Linked DNA regions of Homo sapiens: region 2 is linked to region 1. The links are chromatin contacts, found by Hi-C in ENCODE. All regions are on one chromosome and are shown on one strand. The core of a region is the stretch at or near the end of the contact, and the rest is flanking DNA. Distances in the headings are between cores, read along the strand shown.

Region 1 (2,700 bases), core at 1-2,500:
AAGAAAATAATGCTAATTTTCGACAAATGCAAAAATAAATGTTATTGATCTCTCTTACAAACAGAAAACAAAAAGCACTTCATCTAAATAAACCACTGTGAAAAAAAAAATGGCAACCTGACACCAAAGGGTCGTTTTTAAAACTAAAATGTTCAAATGACAGAACTCAAATAATCTGTCCACAGTAATGCTCGGACAACTCTGAGCAAAATTTCGTATTTAGTCAACTGGTAGGCTCGCTCACTAAAGTAGCAATTACACGCATGAGAAGGAAGGGAATTAAGCGGGCTGAGTGCGGGCTGGGTGATTGTGTTTTGAGACCTGCTCACAGGAAGCCACTACATCCTGCCTTTAGTCCCGCCTGTCACGCCGTCCCTCGATTCAAGTCCCGGCCGCAGCGAGGTGGGGCAAGTACAGGTGTCCCGCCGAGCTCCTCCCGGGGCGCTCACCCGCGAACAGACCGCGCGGTAGCCACTCGGGCCCCAGGGCGGCCCGTTTCCTGCAGCTCAGGGCGCCTTTTTCAACCTCTCCCAGGCTCGCCGAGCCCAGGAAACGAACAGCCCCCTCCCCTCGGGCCAGCCCCACTTCCCAGCCCGCCACCTCCTCGGGCCGCGCCTCCGTATAATTACTGCTCGGCTCCCACCGCGGGGCCACTCCCCAGCGCCCGCAGCCGCGCGAAGGCCTGAGTCTGAGGGCGGCCGGAAGCTCCTCACGCCCCCGGACCGCGCCCCCGGCCGCGCCCCGGACTCCAGCGTCCCCGCGTCCAGGCCGCTCCCCACGACCGAGCCCCTCACGCCGGCGCAGCCCGGGCTCTCCCACCCCAGGCCCATCTCCAGCTCCCACTCCCTCCGGAGAGCAGCAGCCCCGGCCCACGCCGCCCCGTCGAGGCGACGCCGCCCCCCAACACACCCCCTTCCAGCCTCAACCGCGCCCGGCCCAGGCCCCCTCCCGGGCCCGCGATCCCAGCGCAGCTCGGCGCCGCCACCGCCGCGAACCCGCCGCCCCCTCAGCCTCGCGCCCAGCGCCGCCAGGGCGTCCCCTCAGCCCAGCCCCCGCTTACAGATCTTGCCCCGCAGGCTCTGCAACACTCGAACCTCGCGACTGTCCTGGTCCCCGGCCTCGGGCTCTGCAGTCGCACTCGCCGCTGGCGCCTCGGAAGAAGCCGCCGCAGCAGCAGGCGCCGCCGCCGCCATGGTGCCGCCCGGCCCGTGCCGCAGCCCTGCCGCCTGCGTAGCCGGGCGAGGCGGAGCCCAGCAGCGGCCTAGGCCCAGGCCAGCCGCGCGCCTGGCCCCGCCCCCGGGCCTCGGCCCGACTCGCCCCGCCCCGCCCCGCCCGCCGCGGCCCCGCCCCCGCCCCCCCCGGGTCTCCATTCACCGCCTTCGCCACCCCCGAGCCGGGCTACCCTGCAGAGAACCGTACTCCCGGCTTGGGGCGCTGGCTAAGGGTAGCTCCCAGTCGTGGCTCTGAGCGGCCTTAAAATCCCCACCAGGAGAACGCCCCGGCCCTCCCGTGATCCCTAAATCCTCCCGGGAATTGGGCTCCCCCAATGAATAGACCTGCACATCTCCTAACGCTCGCGGGAAATACAGGCCCTTCCCAATCAGGGAAACTCCCTGTGGGAAGAAAATAGAATGGAATTTGGCAGGTGGGTGGACCTCAAAAGTATCTTATTCAAAAGGAGGCAAGAGATGCATTTGAGGCTCTTCCAGTATTATCCAAATACTCCCCGCCAGCAAGCCAAACTCCTCCCACACAAATACTCTTTACTAGGACCAATTCTCTGCAAAACCTGGTTCAAGAAAAGGACCAGCCACCCCCAACTCCAGCGTGAGTGCAGTGCCTGAGACCCTCTCATAGAGAAATTCTGAAGCATTTACCATCACTTTTGTATTTCAGGAACAGAAAAAGCAAAGAAGGGCTCCCCCCCGCCACCGCCACCACTACTAAAAGTTGGCTTTGTTAAAAAGTTGACTGACCCTAGGAAATGTGTAAATCTTTGACTAATTGTTAGCTTTATTTCAAGGGAACTCTTTACAGTGAGTAAACTGCATGAATAATACCCTGGTATGTGATGAGGAAGACAATTTCCTGGTGTTGAGGTTGTTAACTACGCTGCCCTAAGAAGGAAGAAACTGTGACTTAATCGGGCAGGGTAATTCTTTTCCAGGGCAACAACAGGAATAAGCCAGTCAGTCAACAAATATTTTTTGAGGGTCAGACATAGTGATGGCCTCAGACCTCAGAGACTACACAAAGGTCAAGATGAAGAGAGCTCCAGCTCATTCTGGAGGGAGACACAGAAAAGGCCAGAGGCACTGGGAGATAAGAAATAGGACGGGGAAACCTGAAAACTGAAGACAAACGCGCCGCCTGTGCAAAGGCTGGACAGCCCCAGAGAATGGTCAGAGTTTAACATGGACCTGGCCAGCGAAGCTTCCAGTTCTGCCTGTGTTGCAGGTGACTTCTATTTCCCCATGTGATCTTTACACTTGTTGGATAAAGTGAACCACTTCCTCTTATATGAATGTTTTGCTGTCATTTCAAACATAAGTCCAAAACTTAATTTCCTGTCTCCCTTTCCAAATCTGAGTTCACATCTTATACTGTTACTCAGGCCAGAAACTTTGACTTTTTCTTATCCCTTGTCCCAATGCTGTTTTCAGTTGCCACATCCTTCTGACTCTGCTGAAATCTCTTCCT
Region 2 (2,700 bases), core at 170-2,669, 660 kb before region 1:
TACTGCATTTGACATTCTTGGACTCTCAGGACTAGTTACATGCAATTATGCATACAATTGTCTCTCCACCCTGCCCCAGAGAAAGATCTGAAAGTGCTCTCTTACCTATCTCATCTCCTTTAGGCATTTGCTTAAATACCACCTTCTCCGTGCTACCTTCCCAGATCACTCTATTTAGGACTGAAGCCATTCCTCCAACACCTCTGCTTATATTTTTTTCCCATAGCACACATACCAGCATGTAATATAGTTTTTGTTTTACGTATTCTTTTGCATATTATCTTTCCCATCCTGCTAGAATGTAAGCTCCATGAAGGCAGGAGTTTTTGTCTCTATTTTGTCCACTGATGTCTCCCCATATCAAGAATAGTGTTTGGGGCCGGGCGTGGTGGCTCACGCCTGTAATCCCACCACTTTGGGAGGCCCAGGCGGGAGGATCTCTTGAGTCCAGGAGTTCCAAACCAGCCTGGGAAACATGGCGAAACAGCCGGGTGTGGTGGCGCGGGCCTGTAGTCCCAGCTACTCGGGAGGCTGTGGTGGTAGGATCACCTGAGACTGGGAAGTCAGGGCTCCAATGAGCCGTGATCCTGCCACCGCACTCCAGCCTCGGTGAGAGCAAGACCCCGTCTCAAAAACAAACAAAGTGGCATATAGAAGATCTATAAGATTTGACTGGAGTAAAATGAGAAAGATCTAATCGTTTTAATGCGCTGTTCACACGGGGTTTTTAACTTCGGCACGAACGAATGAACAAAATCTTTTCATATGGAACCAAGTGTACGGGTATTTGGGGTGTGTGCAGTTTCCGCGGGACAGAATGACCTGTCCTGGTTTGGGTATTAACTTGCCTTGATATTGAAGAACCTCCACATTCCCAGTGGTCTCTAACTCATTGTCTGAATAATTTCAAGGTGTCCCACAGTTGGCCCCACGCATAGCCTCAATCACGATCACTCGCCCCCCTGTCCCTTATTGATGCTCCCCCAGGGCGACCCCGCAAAGGCCTGGGGACCGAATGGAACTGCCCCAGTCCCCCTCCTTCCAAGAGAGCTGGGGTTTTCTGGCTTCGGGGTCAGTTGGAAAAGAGATTCCCACCCAAGTCGCAGGGTGGGAGTAGGGGGGATGAGATAGGAGTGATGAAGGAAGTGTGTCTAAAATTCTAGGCCTCAGGCCCGCAGCTGTCCCTGGAGGCGGCGGGGAAGCGGGGTGGTCGGGTCCTGCGGAGGGCTCCCAGGGAGGCCACAGGGGGAACCAAGGGGCGGTGGCTGAGTGCACGAGTCCCGCCCCTCCATCTGTTGGCCCCCTACTCTCAAAGGGAAGCCTGGGGGCGGGGTTTGTTTACTCCGTGCACGCACTGCCGGCCCGGCCAATCCGTGGGGAGCGGCGCCAGGCGTCGCACATTCTGAGGGCCAATCGGCGCGCACTGTGCTGCTCCGCCGCCAAAGCTCGCGCGGGGGAAGCGGGGCTGTAGCTGGGCAGGGAGAGGGCGGACGAAATCGGTAGCGATCTCGGCTGCGGCGCTGCCGCAGCTGCCCGGCCCGCGGGGCGCGCCCTGACCCTTCATCTTTGGGCAGGCTCGAGGGCGCGCGCACGGTTGGCGTTCTGGGGCCTCAAACTCCTGGGCCTTGACCGGGCAGGCCGCGTCTCCCCGGGTGTGAGTCCACCGGGACCCGGCCGCCGCCTAAGCGCGGGCGCCACAGAAGCGGCGGCGCCCGAAGACGCGCTCCTGGCTCGGCCCGACAGCCTCGCTTGGCCGCCAGTTCTTCTGCAGCCGAAGGCGGTAAGGTCTGGGGCGAGGGCGCGGGCCCGCGCGCGGAGGGCCTTTGGACCCGGCCGGGCGCGTTCCTGGGTAGGTTTCCCTCCCTGCGCACAGGGGCCCCCTTGTTCCCCCACGAGTCCCATCTGTTTAGACCTGGGTTCTCCAGGCCTGGCCGGGTAACCCGTGAGTGTCTGGGCCAGAGTCGAAAGCAGAGGAGGGTCACCCTCTTAGTGCATAGAGCAAATCGGGGGAGGTAACGTCCCTGAGTCACGCCTCGTGGAAGAGGGGAAGGGCTGCTTTCTACTTTCTCGTTCTCTTCAAAGAAGGATGGCTTCTAAATCTGGTTTTCCGATTTTTCCCTTCTCCTTTCATGACTCACAGGCCTCTGTGTCCACCAGGTGTTTTGTTTGTTTTTAAAGAGTTTCTAAGCTTTGTGTGCTTGGAAGAACCTCATATGCCCCATAAAGGAACTTTTCTCTGAAGTAGAGGATCGCTTTTTGGGCCCAGACTCCTTTGAGAAAATCTGGAAAGCCAAGGTCTGTCTTCACAAAGAAGTGTAAGGGTTTTCCTAGGATCTCGCTGAGAGACAGTACAACGAAGTGGATGAGCGCCCCAGTCTCTCTTACCAGCCTGTGCTATCTCCCATTGTGTGATCTCGGTTTCTTCATCTGTAAATTAGATGCATCCACCTATTCGGTGTGTTTCGGGGAGTGAATGGACTAATGTATGGAATGCAATCGTAAGAAAATCCTCCACGTATTAAATGCCTTGCATTAGTTAGGCACTTTTATTATTGACTGCCATGGATGCTGGTTTAGAAAAAGACCCTATATTATTTCCCTTTTAGTGTTGAGACAGTGAACGGGCTCATTCCTTTTCCATATTCACTGCTGAAGCTGCCTTTGAGCCCATGAATACTTTTATCTTTTCCTCATTCCATC

Evidence for each region. Hi-C counts contacts between places; a loop is a spot of excess contacts on that map. Pooled maps may share reads with other maps.
Region 2: a pooled map shows a loop between it and region 1 (16-fold over the local background). The contact joins the promoter of TFDP2 here to the promoter of RASA2 in region 1. A Hi-C loop is called at or near these places in 10 of 50 pooled maps.

Annotation. Positions count from the first base shown.
Region 1 is chr3:141,485,577-141,488,276 of GRCh38, reverse strand. It overlaps RASA2 (RAS p21 protein activator 2), which reads right to left and starts at 1,250. Exons shown (of 24, transcript NM_006506.5): 1 at 1,061-1,250. The coding sequence starts at 1,193. RefSeq lists a silencer at 462-1,341.
Region 2 is chr3:142,148,263-142,150,962 of GRCh38, reverse strand. TFDP2 (transcription factor Dp-2) reads left to right here and starts at 1,419. Exons shown (of 13, transcript NM_001178139.2): 1 at 1,419-1,780. RefSeq lists silencers at 1,144-1,193, 1,304-1,513, 1,574-1,643, 1,874-1,923 and an enhancer at 1,274-1,774.